Linked DNA regions of Homo sapiens: regions 2 and 3 are each linked to region 1. Evidence: read pairs that join two places in POLR2A ChIA-PET (ENCODE). Cell type or tissue: OCI-LY7. All regions are shown on one strand. Links, peaks and the distances in the headings refer to the core of each region. The heading gives the core; the rest is flanking DNA.

Region 1 (5,525 bases), core at 1,526-5,525:
ACCTATTTCCTAGCTGGAAAAAAAAAAAAGCTGTTTATCCACCCTCTCTTGGTGGTAGGGAGTAAATGAGTTTACAAAGGTGAGTGTGCCTGAGCTAAAAGAGATTCCTAATAAGCCTAACAGTTGAATGTGAGGCCTTTATTGGTTTACTAATGGAGGTAGGTTCTTGATCAGATTTTTGTTTTTGAAGAGTGTTGTGCGTTTGAAAGCAGGTTTCCTCAGCTCTCCTCCAGTCCCATTCATCTACCAGTGGTTATTTGGGTCCTCATGAATTAATTGAATGAATGAATGAGGTATTTTTTCATATCAGGAGCCTTGCCTAAGACTGTTGCTAATGCAAGCCCAGGAAGATTTTTTCAGTGACTTAGACTAGTCTGAGGTTCAGGCCAAGTGTACCCAGCGTCTCTTTTCACACTAATCCTCCGTGTTTTAGTTGAGCATTGGCAGCTGGTGGCCCTAGCACTGGGAAGGAGATACAGCTGGTATTCACGGGGCCAAAGAGGTTTCAGAACTACCTAAACGTCCAGGGCCAGCAGGTGGGGAACTGGGACTGGATAGGGAGTGTCCTGGACTTTCACCCTACAGGCTACTCCTGCCTAAACAGCCATCTGGACTTTGACACCCCAACTCAGGCTATAGATTGGGCAATCATCTTTTCTCCCTTCTTATGGCTAAAAGACCTTGGAAGAGATCTTGCAGGAACCATGCTGAGGTTTTCCAAGTAAATATCCTGCAATTAGCAAACCTGATTCTGCCACTCAAAGTCCGAAAGAAAAGGTACTGGCCTAGTTTGTGACATTTTCTGTTGGCTCCTTCTTTCTTAGAATAATTATGTTAAAAGTAACTCAAACACATTCTGCTCATTGTCCTGACTTAAGGCTGTGAAGCTGGCATTCCCCTGGTGTTCTATTTGCTTTTTAATTTTTTCATGAATTAGGATTCCTCACAATCCTTGGAATCAATGACTTGTTTTCCTGCCTCAAATCTTTGTCCACAGTATTCCAGTTCATCCCCAAGCAGCTTCTGTTCTTTGTGCCTGCTGTCTAAGTACAGTCTTTAGGTACTCTAGACCGGAATAAAATGGTCACTATTAAAAAAGACTGAAACATGGAGTTTCTTCCCCAAAACCTGAATCCAGTTGAGATCATTATTTTGTCTTTTCCAAGTTGTTAGTATTATATTGATTTCCTTTTCTTTCCCACCACTTCTCTCTACTCTCCCTCCCTCTTCCCACAGTCCCCCCTCCCTCCAACGGCAATAATTGTGCTTTAGAAAGCTCTGAAAGGCCTGCTCTGTTTCTGGCCAGGGCCTCCTTTGAAAAGGAGATTACAGTGATTAAAAATAACAAGTTGAGGATCCTCAAGGGGCTTCCCTTATACAGGAGGACAATTCGCAGGACCAGCCTTTCCCAGATCACAATTTCAAGCCAAACAGAAGAAAATCCACTGAAATATTCAAGAATTGATTGAAAATAAAAGAGGCTCTTTTGTCTTACTGGAGGTCTGTTTATTAGGAAAATAAAGTCAGACTCTGGCTAATGAGAGTGGCTTTTCCTAGATGTATTTTAAAGAGACATTTCAAGGAACTTGATGGGAAAAGAATGTCCAGTAGAGGTTTCAAAAGCTGGTCCAACTTCAAGCATAATTGAGGGGTTTATCCTAAACTGGGAGGTTTGGAGACCTCCAAAGCTGCATGGTTTTTCCTTTGTCCCACACTGAGACACACACTGACCACAGGGGTGGACACCTCAGCCTGGTGGAAAGCGCACAGGCTTTGATGTTGGGTGGGTTGGTTTCAGGTCCTCCTTGGTCACATATTCACTGTGTGATCTCAGGAAGCCACTTCACCTCTCTGAGCCAATTTCTCCATCTGTAAAATGAGGGTGTTTTGATTTTTTCCCAGCATTCCTGTGAGAATTAGAAATAATTCATGTCAAAAGAAATTGTCACACAGTGGTTGCTAAAAAAATATGTTATGAGATGATTATTTTGGAAATAGAAAAATACTTAGCAGCAAAGCCCTGGATAAGATATTGTGTTAAGTTCTTCCGACTCATCTCACTTATTCCTTACAGTACTTTGAGGAAGTTTCTGATCGTTACTGTTTTATGGATGAGAAGACTAAACCTCAGAGAAGTTTATTCCTTATCCATGGTCACACAGCTAATAATCAGCAGAATCAGGATACAGTCTCAGGTCTGTCTGACTCCTAAATCTGTGCTCTTAACCAGTCTTATGTGCTGACTCAATGAAATTAGTTGGGAATAGAATGAAATTCACTCAGCTACCCTCAGCCTTCTGGATGGTGAGCCTTCCTTCAAGGAAAACAGAACAACAAATCAAGATAGTAACTGACATCTCTCAGGAGAATTACTTTATATTACTACAAAGTAATATAAAGTGATAAATCCTTATTCACATTTGCTGTTTTCTCTTATTGGCTTCAGTGTTGCATTTCCCCATAAACTAGAGGATTAATTTAGAAACATGAAGAACCTTGTCAGCCTTTGGCCAATTCCTTTTGTTTGTGGGGAAACAAAAACAAATTGGATAGGAAAAAAAAAACCCAGAAAGAAAAAAAAAAAAAGAAAAAACAGATTTGACTGTTGTTTTGTTTTTACATACAGATGTTATATGACCATGCCTGTAAAATTATATGTTTGGAAAGGACATATTTAGGCTCTAAGAAATTTACACAAGATGAGGTCTTTTAAATAAACTATTTCCTGGATGGTGGAGTTTTTAAAAACTTAAGTGCTGCTGATGATATTATAATTAAGCCACCCCTCCTACCTCTCTTCCCTTTTTTGCACCATTCCCTGCTTTTTTGTTATGTAACTATTTCTAACCATTACTTAAGTATTTAGTTCAAACTGATAATAAAAATTAGAAAATGCAAACATAGCTAATGCTTAATGGTTGTGGAGATTGTTTATTGCTCTGAGTTTTAGGAAATGAAAGAAATAAAAACATACAAAAAAGCATATCAAAATGGAATTTTTCAAGGTTTAAAACTTGAGTACTCCCCCATACACAGATAAGCTGTTTCATTACAGCTGACTCTTTCAGTTGCATCAAGAAGCTATAATCACTGATACGTTTACCACTATGGGCTGGTATATCAGGAGCTTTTCACTCTCACACTGTCCATTTGCTTGTTATACAGACTGTCACATATATATAGGTCAATATCAATTTCTGTTGTGAGGTGGGGGGACTCTTACCATGTTATATTAGTCATAGTACAGGCTAAGCTCATGTTACTAACAGAATCCAAAACACAGTGTTTTAAACAAGAGGTAAATGGGAGATCCAGCATGATGGGAGGCTTTGCTCCATAAGGCCATCCAGGAACCAGGCTCCTTCTACCTTGTTCCCTGACATCTTCTTGCACTCTGCTGTGTAGTTGGTGGCTACTTAGCCGTGTGTAGCTATGAAGTACTTGAAATGTGGCTATTCTGAATGGAGATGTGCTGTAAGTATAAAATACACAATGACTGTTGAAAATTTAGTATACAAAGAGTAAACTCATTAATTGTGTATTATTACATATTAAAATTATAATTGTATAAAGTAAAATACACTAGTTAAAACTAATTTTGCCTATTTTCACTTATGTTAATGGATACCTGGTAACAAAATTAATTTCACCCAGCTTGAGCTTATTTCTACTAAACAGCACTGTTTTAAGTTGCTGTTCTCCTCAGCACCGTTACAGCCGAGGAGAACCTCTGCACACCTGTATTCAGTCAGCATGCAGTGGACTGGGGGGAGAGGAAGTAGAGGACTTCAGTTTTCTTTTAATAATGTGACCCAGAAACTGCACCCAGCACTTCTAAACACACTCCGTTGGCAAAAATTCAGTCATGTGGTCATACCTAGCTGCAAGGAAGGCTGGGAAATATAGCATTTAGCTGGGTAGCCACATGCCCAGCTAAAACTTGAAGAATTTATTTTTCAAAAAGATGAAACAAAGTAAATTTCTAAGGATCATATTAACGGTCTCTGTCACATATTTTCATGCATAGTCATGTAAAAACACAATATATCTTACTTTCTCAGTGAAAGGTCAGCTAGGTGGGTCAACTTGACAACATATAAACTGATGTTCCTGCTAAGAATCAGCAGAGGAAGCCAGATGCAGTGGCTCACACCTGTAACCTCAACACTTTGGGAGGCTGAGACAGGTGGATTGCTTAACCCCAGGAGTTCAAAATCAGCCTGGACAATATGGCAAAACCCATCTCTACAAAAAAAAAAAAAAAAAAAAATTAGCTGGCTGTGGTGTCTCATACCTGTAGACCCAGCTACTCAGGAGGCTGAGGCAGGAGGATCTCTTGAGCTGGAGAAGTTGAGGCTGCAGTGAGTGAAGATTGTGCCAGTGCACCCAGCCTGGGCGACAAAGTGAGACCCTGTCTCAAAAGAAGGGAAAAAGAGCAGAGGCAGGAGTGCTGGGGTGTGTATGTGCAAGCTTATGTTGTGGCTTGTTTTGTCTCATTCTCCTTTCTCAATAAAAGAGGAAGCAGCAAAGAATGAAAGGAATGAGGGTAAGGTAAATCAAGAAAACAAAGGGGTGGTGTGGGAAGAGAAAAAGAAAAATGAAAACCCACTGGGGTATACATTCAGAATGAAAATGAAAGAAAATATTTGAGTATGGCAGAGTCCCATTAGGATGGGACTACAGGGCTAGATACAAGAAGAGCCATGGAAAGCAAACATCACATAAGTCAAAATTAGTCCTTTGAAATTATACGTAAGATATAACCCAGATACCAGCTTCAACCTAGCCTTATCTAAACACCCTACCCCCAATATTCCTGTAAGTGAGGAATAGAAACGAATTGGCATGTATCAATAAGTCTAGCCCTTCTAGTTTCCCTCCAGCATTGGAAGAGAGCAATGTTTCCTCAGTTGAGTAGCAGATAAACCCTTGGTTTGCTCTGACATGCAAGTACAAAATCTTCATCATGTGATGGAGTAAGGGAGCTGAGAGGCTCATCTCATGCTCACTCAGGCACATGCATGCATTGAATGGAGTAGCAAGTGGCCCAAATCATTTAAAGCATTACATTCTCTGTTTTTTCTCCTCCAATAGTGTGCAGTTGTGTTTGATTTTTACCAAATGCACCTCTCTTGGAGCATCTATGGTGTCAGGAAGCTTGCTATATCACATAAAAAGCTTTTTGTGATGCTTGTCAGCTCCTGCTGGTATAAAATGCCCCACTTTTACAGAATGTTTTGGCAGGGATGGAGTTGGGGTGCAGATAGGACAGGGCAAGGAGTTAAGTGAGACCACTAGAAGTCCTTTGTGAGGTCTATGTAGAGCAGGCTTCTACCTTTCGCAGAATATTCATAAATTCCATGAAATGTTCAGGAAAACTTAAGGGACCTACCCACATCCACTGATTTTCTTGAGGCTAGGAGACCCATAGGAAATAACTTGAACCCTCTCTACAGTTGTGGTTGAGATATTTGCCAATATGTCTCATGGACTGGGTGAGAGAAACAGGGAAGAGTTCCAAGAAC
Region 2 (7,051 bases), core at 160-4,159, 270 kb after region 1:
AGCAAAATGGAAGATGAATATGAGTGACCTGTAGTATCTTTGGGTTTTTTCCTATTTTAATTGGTATGTCTTTAGAAAAGTGTTGGCATCATCCAAATGAACCATGAACGATGGATGCCCTGAGACACTTTGTTTGAAAAGGGTCCTGTGGGAGCTGAGAAGGGGCTCTAAGTATTCTTGAAAGTTCCTGTCTGTGCCTTAGAGACTTGTTAAAATAAGCTTTTCATTTAAGTCTGAAGTGTGGGTTGCTTACTCTGAATTTAAGTCCTTCATTCTTCAGAATGTGAAATGCCCAGGGCCCTAGTGCCCCCATCCAAGCTACATAAGCCTTCCATCATATGCTCCCTGGGACTCAGAGCTTGGCTTTCAATGGAGGCAAGTTCTCCTGAGGCTTTGTGGGTTTGTACCTGCAACTGTGTGCTCCAGTCTCTGTACTCAGGCAGCGCAAGTCAATTCTGATATGAACTTACCCTGAATGTAAGTAAAAATAAGAATGATCAGTAATTTTTGTGGAGCACCTGCTATGTGCCAGGCACTTCATTGCCACATTACATGAGTTGTCATTTAGTCCCCCTAACAAGCACATGCAGAAGATCCTCTTTTTACCCTATTTCACAGATGAGAAAACTAAGAGAGGTCACAAGACTTGCCAAAAAACAGAGTTTGGCAGGGCACGGTGGCTCACACCTGTAATCCCAGCACTTTGGGAGGCCGAGGCGGGCAGATCACTTGAGCTCAGGAGTTTAAGACCAACATGGGCAATGTGGCGAAACCCCATCTCTACAAAAATACAAAAATTAGCCATGAGTAGTGGTGCACACCTGTAGTCCTAGCTACTCAGGAGGCTGAGGTGGGAGGATTGCTTGAGCCCGGGAGGCTGAGCCTGCAGTGAGCTGAGATCGTGCCACTGCACTACAACCTGGGTGACAAAGTGAGACCCTGTCTCAAAAACAAAACAAAAACACAGAGCTAGTAAATGGTACCATTAGCATATGACCTCAGGTATGATTCCAGAGCTTATGCTTCTCAACTATGCTACTTTCCTGCCTGCTGGATTCATAAACATTAAAAAGATGGATAGTATCCCGTGTGCCCTAAATTGAGAACATGGGCACATACACATCCTTGCTGGGAGTAGAAATTAGTACAGACATTTGGAGGGCAATTTGGTAGGGCAGACCACAGTTTTAAATTTGCTTCACATTTTGATCACTCCTATGACTCAATGATACAGGAATCCTTGGATGTATGAGCAAATAAATACGTACATGAGTCTTCATCACAGCATCATTTATGAAAACAACTAAATATTTACTAATGGTGCCAGTGGAATCAATTAGAGAACATCCCCTGCTACATAACTCTCTGCATACATCAAAGAGAATGGTGTGGCTTTGCTTTTTCAACAATCTACTGAGCGGCCGTAGGCATGGTGATATGGCCATGAATGAGCAAGATTCTCTCTGATCCTTATAGAAGTTAAGTTCTACCAGATAACTTGCTGCTTCAACAAAAATATTTAGCTTTTTAAATAAATGTGGTAGAATGCTCCTGCTTTCTTGTTTCATTTAACTCAAATGATCACCAAAAAAGAGAACAATAAGCTGTTGACCCTGCAGATGTTGTGTAACCACTAGATGAAAAGATTTACAGCAGGAAGCTGTCATGCCCACACATATGGTCCCACCATCCTTGGAGCCTCCATAGGTCTAAATGGAGTTTCATCACCATAAATAAATGGTAATGTAGGTTCCAAACTATACTTGTGGAGTTATACATTTGATCTTGGCCAAAAGGCCAAGAAGCAATATTGTGTGTGTGTGTGTGTGTGTGTGTGTGTGTGTGTGTGTGTGTGTGTAGTTATATATTACAAAAGCAAAATCACTATATCAGCTGGGACCTGTAAACCAGAATTTAACTGTAAAGCAAGGTGAATCTGCATGGCCAGCTAACTTGGCAGCCACCTTCACTCCACCCACATTGATTTTATTTTCTAGTGAAATATTTCTTCAAGAGCAAACAGACTGTCATCAGACAGTATCTCATTACCAGGATCTGATATCTTGGATTTCCTTTTTCTAAGTCTTGACCTGGCTTGCCATAATTTGAAGATATCCAACACTTTAAAAATCAAAAAAGAGAGCTAAGATATATAGTATATAGTGTACATAGTATGTAGTACGTACTGATGGAAAGTTTCCCGTGATATGATATTAAGGAAATATTTTAAAGTCATGGTACAGAACAAGATATTCAGTATGACACAGATTTGGTGGGAAAGCTAAATATAATGCCTGCACACACACACACACATCCTTACATGTGCATCGTAGAAGATCTGGAAAGATACACACCATGCTGTAATATTCTGGAAACGGAGAAGGAGACAGAAGGCAGGGTTGCTGTTGAAGTAGACTGTGTTCAACATTTACATTGTGAGTTTCTGTGATGCTAAAATTTTCCACAATGTGTGTATTATTCTGGAATTAAAAATCAAAGAAAAAAAAGTGGAGCAGAACTAGATGATGAGGACCCCATAAGCAAAACTCAGGAAGTAAGAAATTGTCATGGAAGTTGTGAGGAGCCTTTGAAGGGTTTTGGCAGGAGACAGATACCGTCAGATTTGCAGCAAGTGGAGGATGAATTGGGGGAAGCAAGAAGATACTGGAGATGGGGTGGCCAGAGGGGAGACTGTGGAAGGAGGTGAACACAGGAATCCTCAGCCTGACTGGTGTCGGGGGTGAAGGGAGCTGCTGGTGTTTGGCACCCGGCTCAGGCACGCCTGAGCTGTGCCTTCAACCCAGGCTGGGCTGCTGGAGGAGGAGCAGGACTCTGAGGTCAGAGGAAGGGCTCAGCCATGAGGCATATGAGATGACTGGAGGAAAACCAGGTCTGGGGAGACATGGAGCTGGCACTCAGGAGACAGATAGGTTGTGTTCCATATATGACTTCAAGATAAACAACTTCTCGGTCATTCAACAGATATTTCTTAGGAGGGAAGAAGGGATACACTGTAAACAAATAAATATATTTCTCAGAGCATGAGAAATGTAACTGCTCTGTTGGGAAATGCTTTGCCTGCAGACATGTGAATGTTGGGGTGTCTGTGCATCCCAAGATTTTTTTCATCTGATGGAAAGAGGGTACCCCGGGGAGCCTGAGCCTAGGAGGAGGCTGCAAGCTTCCTGGGTGGCTCACCGCCGCTGCCCTGTCCTTGTGGGCCCTTCCCCTCACCCAGGACTGTCTGTAGGAGCCCAGACCACGCTGGGTCTGGCTAAGCCAACTTCCTCTGCACCACCACCACCCAGCAGCCCCTTCCTGCATGGTAAATGGGAAGCCATGGACCAGAAAGCTTTTTATAACCTCTGGGCCTGAGCCTCAGAGACACCACTGTCCTCCTTCCTTTCAGTTTCCATGGGGCTGTGGGATTTTCTAGGCAAGGTACCCAACCAGGGAGAAGGTCACAATGCATTCTAACTGCATTCTAGGCGCCTGCTGCCAGGCACGACTCTAAGGACTGTAGCCTTGTCGCTATGAGCCAGCCAAGCAAGTCTCTTCCCCTGGAACTCAGGGATCTGTTCAGTTGGCAACAAAGCCCTTCCTTCCCCAGCTGGTGACATTCTGGAGTTTTCCACACACAATGGACTATTGTGTCTGAGCACTGCTGGGCCCAGGCCAGGGAAAGGGGCCATACAGGACCAGCTGACTCCACTCTAGGGAAAGCCCCCCACCAGAGCTGAACTTGGACCTGTGGAGGCCTCCAGCCTTGCAAAGATCATGGCACCCCTCACCCGCAGTGTGTAATTGAAAATAAAAACCCAACCAAACCTCAAAGTTGAGCAAAATCAACAAAGTTCTGATTTTTGCCCTATGAAGACCATTCAGTGCTTTCCTTCAAAATGTTAATTATCAAATTATTCCTCAAAAAATTACTTTAGTTTCCCCAGTTATCCCTAAAATAACTTTATGGTGCTTTATTCACCATCCAAAGCAAAACAGAGCCAGAGAACCTGAGGGGCACCACGGGTATGGGGCCTTGGCTTTGTGCTGGCCTCCTCGTCCAAGGGAGTCTGATCCAGCGCATGGGTCTCACCAGCAGGACAGGCGTTGAGGGGACAGTCCTCAGGGCCAGGTGTTAGCCACATTGCAACTCCTGCTGACCCAGCTGGCCTGGAGCAGGCCCCACTCAGTTGCTGGACACAGAGCATGGCTCTGCCCTCTGAAATGGACATGACATGGGAGTCTGGCCAACCAAGGCAGAATCCAGGCCAGATCTCTGCTCTAGTGGGGAAGGGATGGGCTGAGCTGGAAACCAAAGGTGTGACTCAGTGGCCCTTCAGTGTCCAGGACATACCTGGACACTCAGTCCCCTCTCCCGGTATCACTGAGGCCCCAGGGTTCCCCCATCCCAGAGAGAGGTGGCTGTACACCCAGGCAGGAAAAGCCCCAACAGCAGGTGAGGGAGTGGGGGTGAATGGTGTCACCAGGTCAAAGCCCTATTGTTCCCATGAGCCCAGCTCTGTTCACTAAATATTTGTGGTCCTTTTTTGCAGAGTGATGAGGTCCTCACCGTCATCAAAGCCAAAGCCCAATGGCCAGCCTGGCAGCCTCTCAACGTGTAAGTAACACAAGTCCCTTGCCTGGCCTGTCTTATCCTAGCCCCTTCTCAAAGCCACCTACCTAATGGCCACCACATACCAGTTATGCTGTTGAAGTTAGCACTACTTCTCAGTTAACAAGCAGGCAAGATGCTTTCTATGTGCAGAGCATCACACCTGCCCCATCTTCTCAAGGATGCAGGCTCAGGCTCTGTTTTCCCCCAATGGCTTTAATACCACAGCCAGATGTGATGGCTTTAATACCAACTCAGATGGGATGATTAACTGTTCTGTGTTCACTCATGCTCTCAGCCACAACAGACCAAACATGCCCTCACCCTCAGAGCACACAGGTGTACTCATGCTTAGCCAGTCTGATGTGTGGAAAGCCAGATTTACCCTGGGTTCCATTCTCAGTCCCGTTTCTTTTCTGTCTCCTCTATCCCAGAGAGATTTTATCTGCCCTTGAGTCAGGTGACCAAGGGTATGCTGACAGTCCCCAAAACTACCTCCTGCCAAATGGATGGATACAGTGGTATATCCGTCAGGTTTTTGGACAGCTCTCCATGGATGGTCCACCTGGACCTTAAACTCATCATGTCCAAAATGGGTCCCATCACCTTCAAACAAACCTGCTGTTCTCCATGTGGAGAAATATTGAAAGTACAGTGAGTGTCAAAACCCTGTGGATTCTGCCTTCTGGGCAGCTCACAAATCAGTCCTTACTTGATTCTCCTCCCCTTCCTTCAAGCCATCACCCTTTCTCACCTGGACCACGTCACCTTTTTCCTTTGCTGTAGTCTCCCTCAGTCCAATTCCTCATCCACAGTTACTAGAGTGATCTTTTAAGAATCCAAATACCGGCCAGGCGCAGTGGCTTACGCTGTAATCTCAGCATTTTAGGAAGCCAAGGCGGGCAGATCACGAGGTCAGGAGATCGAGACCATGCTGGCCAACATGGTGAAACTCAGTCTCTACTAAAAATACAAAAATTAGCTGGGTGTGGTGGCACGTGTCTGTAATCCCAGCTATTTGGGAGGCTGAGGCAGGAGAATCACTTGAACCAGGTAATCAGAGGTTGCAGTGAGCTGAGATCGCACCACTGCACTCCAGCCTGGTGACAGAGCAAGAATCCATCTCAAAAAAAAAAAAAAAGAATCCAAATCCTCCAGCTAGCCTGGGCAACATGGCAAAACCCTGCTTCTACTAAAAATACAAAAATCTAACTGGGTGTGGTGGCGCATGCCTGTAGTCCCACCTACTCAGGAGGCTGAAGTAGGAGCATCGCCCGGGTCCAGGGAGTCAAGCAGCAGTGAGCCGTGATCGCACCACTGCACTCCAGCCTAGGTGATGGGAATAAGACTCTGTCTCAACAACAACAAAAAAGAATCCAAATCTGTTGTGTCCTCTCCTTCTTCATCCCTCTGTGACTTCGCTTAGTCTCAAGATCAAGTCCACACTCCTTAGTTTAGCGTGCGCAGGTGGGCGGAACACACGTCGGGGTTCATCTCTTGTCCTCCCCATGCTGCACCTCATACAGGCCACCCCGAATCCTGGGCAGTTCCTTGAACAAGCTTTGATTTTGCTCATCCTTTAAAGACGCAAGGCCTGGAGACTGACCCCAAGAAGATGGTTTACGAAGAAGCCTTGGCCAGCCCCTCTAGGGAGTAGTCTACATCCATTAACACCCGTATTGAAGACAGCAACAATGTGAGGAATGTGTGAGATGCTGCTCAGTGGGAGAAAAGGCGAAATCCACAGGATAGGAAGGGAGGAAAGTGCTGGACATTCAAAAGGAAGACGCCCCAGGATAGGGCAGTGGGAGTGAGGGAGGAGGCACACTCATAGCTGACTGCCTGGGAGCAGGGAAGCTACGGCGAGGCACCTGATACCTGCTCATTTAACCATTCAGCAAACTAATGGCTCATCCCCTACTGTGCGCCAGCCCTGCACATGCAGTCCTAGCTCTCTGGAACACTCAGCCAGAGAGGAGACAGACAACAGACCAAGTTGGGCCACTCCAGGTTTTCCCTTTGCACAAGTCCAGGCAGCACCATATAACCTGAATATATAAAATATAATGTCATCATGGCAGCCTTGTATACTCCAAGGGGATAAATGTTAGGGTGAGGAATGGCTCTGGAGCCCCAGAGCAGGGGCAGAACCCTCTCCTGCTGTGTGGAGGAGGGACATGGGGCTGTGCCTGGAAGGTGTTCCTTGTGCTGGTCAGGACTGGCCCAGGCTTGGGTGGAGCTGAGGCTCTGAGTGGAGGCCTGAGGAGGGAAAGAGAGACTAGCACTCAGACAGCTGGCCCAGCGCAGCCCAGCTGGCTGCATGGAGGCCTTTTCTAGCCTGCTGTGAGCTCTAAGCCTTGCTCTGGATCCTCCCTAAGGAAGCTCACACCAGGGCAGGAGAAAACCCACCCAGCCCAGGAAATGCCTTGCCCTCCAAGG
Region 3 (7,051 bases), core at 2,818-6,817, 270 kb after region 1:
TCCTTGCCTAACAAAGCCTAACACTCTTTAAAATTGTCAAGTGAAGAACTCATCAGCTATCTTATGAATTCTACCCCTGCCATGGCGCTCTGTCCCCCTGCCCACCTTCCCAGCCGCTGCCTTGGCTTCAAGCCCATTGGGTCTAGAGGTCCGCCCTACTCTCCTCCACAGGCAGGGTCAGCCTCACACAGTGCCCACCTCAAAAGCCTTCATGACTAACCAGTTGAGAAAACCCTGGGAAACAGGCTTGGATGCGACCTTTTCTTTTTACTTTCCATTTTTCTTTCTCTCTCTCTTTCCTTCCTTCCTTCCTTCCTTCATTTTTTCGTGGTGGTGGTGAGACAGGGTCTCACTCTGTCACCCAGACTAGGGTGCAGTGGCACAATCACAGCTCACTGCAGCCTTGACTTCCTGAGCTCAAGCGATCCTCCCACCTCAGCCTCCTGAGTAGCTGAGTAGCTGGGACTACAGGCATGTGCCACCACACCCAGCTAATTTATTTTTTATGTTTTATTTGTATTATTTGTAGAGATGAAGTCTCACTCTGTTGCCCAGGCTGGTCTCGAATTCTTGGATTCAAGCAGTCTTCTTGCCTTAGCCTTCCAAAGTGCTGGGATTACAGGCATGAGCCACTGTGCCCAGCCGCCACTTTTTTTCTTTTTTTTCTTTTTTTTTTTTTATTTGAGATGGAGTCTCACTCTGTCACCCAGGCTTGAGAGCAGTGGCATGATCACAGCTCACTGCAACCTTCACCTCCCAGGTTCAAGCAATTCTCCTGCCTCAGCCTCCGGAGTAGCTGGGACTACAGGCGCATGCCACCACGCCTGGCTAATTTTTTGTATTTTTAGTAGAGACAGGGTTTTACCGTGTTAGCCAGGATGGTCTCGATCTCCTGACCGCGTGATCCACCTGCCTTGGCCTCCCAAAGTGCTGGGATTACAGGTGTAAGCCACCACACCTGGCCCCAGCCTCCATTTTTTTAATGGCAATATATTCACATGGTTTGAAAATCAAAAGATATATAATAAGGTTACACAGTGACAATCCTCAGCCTTTTGCTTGCTCCCTGGTTACCTAGTTCCCTTCTCCTGAGGCAACTGATTTTTGTAATGTTCTTATATATCCTTCCAGAGATACTTTATGCAACTAGAAATATATACACACACAATTTTCTTTATCCTTACCACCCCTCTCCACAAAGGTAAATAGATTACACAAATAGATTACTATACAAACTGTACTGTAGTTTGCTTTTAACATTTAATATATCTTACAGATACTCTTACTTGTGACATGACTTTTTTAATGGTGAATCCAAAGACTATACAGCAATGTCTAAAAAAAAAAGATTCAAAAGTATATACGTGTGTGTGTGTGTGAGTTTTGTGCATAAGTTATGATGTCAACTATGACAAACAAATGAATATTGCAATTGATGAAAGCTGCTGGGTAAGGATGGTGGGATTATAGGGTCATTCTTTTTGTTTCTCTCTCCTCCTACGCCGTGTGTGTGTGTGTGTGTTTGTCTCTGTGTGTGTGGCCAAAACATGGTTATGTTTTTAAATTCTAAAGACCTTATTTCAGTATGTGAGGTATATTTTCATTTTGGTAGAGTTCTTTCCTGGCCCTTTCATATGCATCAGCATCTGTTTCTTAAAATACTTGAGTCACTTTATTGGTGAAGGCTTCCTCCACCACTCTAAAATTGCAGCATAACTCTCTCACCCCATCCTGGCCCTCCCCCTCACCCTTCCCGGCTATATTTTCCCCGGAGAGCTAATCAGCACTGGACACACTGTGTAGCTGTTATGTCTGCCTCCTCCTCCGGAATGTAAGCTCCTTGAGGACAAGGATGGGTGTGTCTTCTGTTCAGGGCTCATTCTCCAGCACGTGGAATAGGCCTGGCACAGACTAGGGGCTCCATCTATCATTGCTGGATGAATGAGTCCTCACCATCAGCCCCAGCAACCCAACCCACATGCTCTCTGGCTCATGCCTGTAACCACTAACCAGAGCACCTGCAGATAACCAGTAACCAGAGCATCTGCAGCTCTGTCCTCTGCTTCCCTTTTCCCTCCCCACTCTGGCAACTCTGGAAGACCACTCCTCCCTCCCAGGTCTGGATCTCACCTTAGGGATCCATTCCTGCAAGTGCACCCTCCCTCTCTCCTGCAATATGAGCTTATCTTCTATATTGGATTATACACTTGGACATACAAACTTGCCCTCATATCACACATCTTTCAAAAAATAATCACATGTCCTTCCTGCTACTGCCATTTTTCTCAACTCCACAGCCGACTTCTCAAAAAGCGCTGTCTGGGCTTGCTGGTTCCGCTAATTCACCTCTGTCTTTCCTGAACCTGCTTCCATTGTATTTTCAGTAGTGGCCAGTGGGGCAGCGGCGGCAGCAGTGAGCACATGGCAGGGGGGGCAGTAGGGCAGCAGTAAACAGAGGCCGCAGAGGTAGTGGGGTAAGCACAGGGTTTCTGAAGAGGCCCTGGGCAGGTCCTGGTGTCCTCCTATCTCTCTGGCCATTATACCTTAGTCTGCTTTGCTCTCCCCCATCCTCTCCTCTGCCTCCATTCACTCCCCAGGTAATCTATCCTGTGGTTTTAACTACCAGTCTCTATGCTGATGACTTGGAGTTTACGTCTCCAGCCTGGACTTCTCCGTTGAGCTCCGGCCTCATATATCTACCTTCCTACATGACACCTCCTTTTGGAGTCATCCTTGACCCCTCTTTGTTTTATACCTCACATCCAATCCATCAGCAGATAACGCTGAGCCGACCTGTAAAATATATCTGCATCCCATGCCTTGAACCCCTTCCATTGCTCTTCCCTGGCCCTATGTCGCCAGACACAGCAATGGCCTCCTGCCTGGGGTCCTTGCTCCCCAGCTTGCCCCACTCCAGTTACTTTCCCTGAGCAGCCAGCAGGATCCTTTAAAAATATGAATCAGGTCATACCACTCTTCTGCTCACAAACCCCTCAGCCATGTTCCAGTCCCATCACACTCTGAACAACAGCCCCTAAACCCTCTGGGAGGGCAGCCAAGGCCAGAGACTTCCTCTAGCTTATTATTAACTAATTGTTTAATTAACTAATTCATTATTTATCCCTTAAATATTCCCTGCATACCTCTCACAAGCCAGGCTGGTGCTGAGGATATAGAAGGGATGCAATGCGGCCCCTGCTCTAATGCTGGCTTCTGGGACGGGACCTGCCCTGGGATGGCAGTGGGGATGGGAATCATGGTTGAGGAGTGTCCAACACTGTTTCTTTTTCTTTTTTTTTTTTTTTTTTTTTGAGATGGAGTTCTGCCCTCGTCGCCCAGTCTGGAGTGCAATGGTACAATCTCAGCTCACTGCGACCTCTGCCTCCTGAGTTCAAGCAATTCCCCTGCCTCAGCCTCCCAAGTAGCTGGGATTACAGGTGCCCGCCACCATGCCCAGCTAATTTTTGTACTTTTAGAGATGGGGTTTCACCATGTTGGCCAGGCTGGTCTCAAACTCCTGACCTCAGGTGATCCATCAACCTTGGCCTCCCAAAGTGCTGGGATTACAGTGTGAGCCAAAGCACCCGACCCCCAGTGCTGTTTCTTGAAGACTACAGGATGTGTTCCCATGGGGTAGGGTTAGGGGTGCTGAAAGGGGCACTACCCTTACAGGTTGAGGCACCTCCAGTCAGATCTGGCCTGGATCATGGGCTGGGCTTCCTCACAGCCCTTTCTGTTTGAAGGCAGACAGCCCTTGCTTGATGTTCTCTCCTGTTTGGATTTGGCATCACCTACGTGATGTTCGAATACCTTCTGCTGTGGCCCCCTTTTCCCTTCTTTGCTCTGGCCTTGGCACTAAGGTTTTTCTGACTGCTGAAGGTCAGGTAGAAGATGGGGAGGCGGACCACGGAAGAGCAGGTCCTGGGGGCTGGTGGGATGGGAGGCAGGCATGCCCCATCAGCCTCTTCTGCTCCTTTGCTCACTGATTTTACTCAGGGGAGCAGCAGACTTGTGTGAGCACTAAAAAGAACATAATAAAAATGCAGAAAATGAGGTTAAATCCAGGATGGTACTTCAGTTACCAAAGGACAAGCTAAGTAAATGCCGATGGCCAGTGCCAGCACACAGAAGGTCATAGGGTGATGTGAGTCCTCAGAGCTCCCACCCACCGGAGGCAGCCCTTGGGCGGAGGGGCAGTGGGGCAGGCCCGGAACAGCTCTGATGGTCCCTTCCTCTCTGGCTTCAGAAATGCCAAGCTGCTTCCACAAAACCATCTCAGGGGAAAATCATTATCTACGGACATTATGCAATTTTCCCATCGAAATTACAAGCTGTGTTTGAAAAGAAATAAAAAGAAATTGAATTTGAAATGCTTCTGTGCAAACGCATCATCTTCTAGTGGATCTGCTAATGGGCTTCAGATACTTTCTCTTGCTCTAAAATAGTTGATCAGACAGCAGCTTGTGATGGTGGCTGCTTCCCGGGGAACGGGGCATAGAATGAGCACTTATGAACGGCCAGCCAGCCCACCTGAGCCAGGTTCAGAACCTGTGAGCTCTGACCACGGTTCCCAAAGTGGTCACTGTATGCTGTCCCTTCCCCTCCTCTACCTGGCAGTGCTGGCACGGCTCTATGCTGGGACTCTCACTGCTCCTCCAGCGCCTCCAGCTGACACCCAGGTCGATGAGTGTCACTTCACACTGCGCTGGCTCCATCCTAGGTCCAGGGAGTGCCCACGGACTGGGCCTCGGAGGACACCAGCCCCTTCCTCATCACAGCCTCTCATTCACCCAACAAGTATTAGTTAAGCGTGTTCCCAACACAGATCTAAACACTGATAGTACAGCAGTGAGCAAAACAGACAAACACCCTCGCCCTCTTGGAGCTTCCATTCTAGCAGGGGGAGATAGACAATAAAAAGTAAATAAGGCAGGACATGGTGGCTCACGCCTGTAATCCCAACACTTTGGGAGGCTGAGGCAAGCAGATGGCTTGAGCCCAGGAGTGTGAGGCCAGCCTGAGCAACAAAGCAAGACCCCATCTCTACAACTAATTTTAAAACTAACTGGGCATGGTGGTAGGCACCTGTAGTCCCAGCTATTTGGTATGCTGAGGGTAGAAGGATGGCTTGAGCCCAGGAGGTCATTCTACAGTGAGCCATGATTATGCCCCTGTACTCCAGCCTAGGCAACAGAGAAAGACCCTGCCTCAAAAAAAAAAAAAAAAAAAAAAAAAAAAAGTAAGCAAAATGCACAGTCAACTGGACAATGGCAAATGTTATGAAGAAAAGATAGTGGGATAAAGGAATAGGGATGCTGAGTCAAAAAGGGGGCAGGGACCTGCCATGGACATCAAAGTCCTCACTGAGAAGTTGACATTTGAGCAAAGACCTGGAGGAAACAAAGGAGAGAGTGCTCTGGTATCTGGGAGAACAGCATTCCAGGCACAGGGAACAGCAAGTGCAAGGTGTGCCTGGCATGTTTAAAGATACATAAGAAGTCCAGGATGCCGAAACCCAGGTTGTGGAAGAGTAGTAAGAGATGAGGCTCAGGAGGACAGGCAGACCATGGAGGGTGTGGGGGACCAGAGCAAGGTCCTGTCTGCTGTGAGATGCAAAGCCACTGGAGGATTTTGGCCAGAGGAATGGCATGATATGACTGCTGCACGAACAAGAGTCTGGAGGAAGGGAGGGGAGGTAGAGAGACCTGCTAGGAAGCAACTGCACTCATCTAGCTGAGCGATGATGGTGGCTTGGATCAGGATGGAGGCAGGCAGGAGACGGAAAGTGGTTGGATCATGAAGATATTTTGGAAGTGGAGTTGACAGGGTGTGCCGATGGATCAGTTGCAGGGTGGGAGAGAAAGAGGCATCCAGGGTGGATGGAACTGAAAGTACGGCATTGCCATGTAATGGGATGGGAAGAATGAAGGAGGCTGGGCTTAGGGAGGGGAAGATCAGGAGTTTGGTTTCAGGCACGTTGTTGAGTTTGAGATGCCACTTAGATACCCAGATGAAAATGTTGAGTGGCTGATATGCAAGTCTAGAGTCAGAGGCTAGTTTGCAATAGAAGATTACAGCTTAGGAATCATCAGCATATACACAGTTGGCTTTTTAAGGCAGGGGACTAAATGAAATCACCAAGGGAGTGTGGATAAAAGAGAAGACCAAAGGCTTGAGCCCTGGGGCACTTCAAGCTTTAGAGGAAAGTGAATAGGAGTCAGCGAGGGAGACTGAGAAGGAAGAGTTGATGAAGTGGAAAGAAAATCAGAGGCAGCAAGTCCCAGAGCCAAGGAGAAAGCTTTTCAAGGCAGAGGGAGTGAGTGACCAGCTGTGTCAAATACTGCTGAGGGGTCACAAGAGCTGAGAGCTGGGCACTGACTTTGGCTTTGGCACGGAGAGGTCACTGGTGACCTTGACGGGAGCAGTGAGTCTGCTGTCAGAGGAGAGGTGAGTCTCAGTTGCCTCACCTGAGAAATGGGGACACCCTCCTGCCTTCCTCAGAGAGCAGCAGTGCAGACCATGGGCAAACTGCAAAGTGCCACCAAATATGAGCTGTTTTATTTATGACCTGAGAAGCCCAGAGGCTGTTGAAATGAGGGGAGGCTACTGTTGGGCACAATTGGTTTTAAAGATGCTTACAGCCCCGTTATCACCTCATAAAATGGCTCATTTCTTGCTACTCATCACCAGAACACTCACCCAGGCATGAAAAAGTTACCTTCAGAGGTAGAAGCTGTCAGGATGGATATTTTTTGTGCATGGCAACTGGGAAAGAGAAAAAGCAAATAATGGGGCCAAATAGTGCTCACCGGGGTCTCCACGCAAGATTCCAGACACTGCTCTCCCAGAGGGAACCCCAGTGATCCTGTGCCTCAAAGCAAGGGCTCCTTGGAGAAAGCCACCAACCAGGGTCAGCTGTGCTCTCACTGCAAAATGAGCAACATGGGGGAGGGAGGAGAGAAGGATGGAGAAGAAGGACAGTCAGGGAAAGTGGAAAGAATGTGAGTTTGGAGTCAGATACACATGCGTTGGAATCGTGGTTCCTGTGTGG

Evidence for each region. ChIA-PET counts read pairs that join two places held together with the same protein. Peaks named below come from ENCODE experiments on the same cell type or tissue, not always from the same donor. Only the 100,000 strongest peaks of a DNase experiment are listed, where the experiment ranks them.
Region 2: POLR2A ChIA-PET joins it to region 1 with 6 read pairs; 3 of 35 experiments call an interaction of 5 or more read pairs at or near these places.
Region 3: POLR2A ChIA-PET joins it to region 1 with 7 read pairs; 3 of 35 experiments call an interaction of 5 or more read pairs at or near these places.

The regions. Positions count from the first base shown.
Region 1 is chr11:13,964,967-13,970,491 of GRCh38, forward strand. The region is part of intron 1 of SPON1 (spondin 1); the gene reads left to right. LOC124902637 (a long non-coding RNA gene) reads left to right here. Exons shown (of 2, transcript XR_007062602.1): 1 at 1-79; 2 at 2,075-2,903. Among named protein-coding and RNA genes, the nearest start is that of SPON1, 5.0 kb to the left of the region's middle. RefSeq lists an enhancer at 1,042-1,560. In OCI-LY7, for the core only: no CTCF peak of the experiment used is centred there; a DNase peak (open chromatin) is centred at 3,775; H3K27ac peaks cover 763 bases.
Region 2 is chr11:14,238,779-14,245,829 of GRCh38, forward strand. It overlaps SPON1 (spondin 1), which reads left to right. Exons shown (of 16, transcript NM_006108.4): 7 at 4,554-4,618. Among named protein-coding and RNA genes, the nearest start is that of RRAS2, 120 kb to the right of the region's middle. In OCI-LY7, for the core only: no CTCF peak of the experiment used is centred there; no DNase peak of the experiment used is centred there.
Region 3 is chr11:14,230,469-14,237,519 of GRCh38, forward strand. The region is part of intron 6 of SPON1 (spondin 1); the gene reads left to right. Among named protein-coding and RNA genes, the nearest start is that of RRAS2, 130 kb to the right of the region's middle. RefSeq lists enhancers at 1-65, 66-652 and a silencer at 326-544. In OCI-LY7, for the core only: no CTCF peak of the experiment used is centred there; no DNase peak of the experiment used is centred there; H3K27ac peaks cover 35 bases.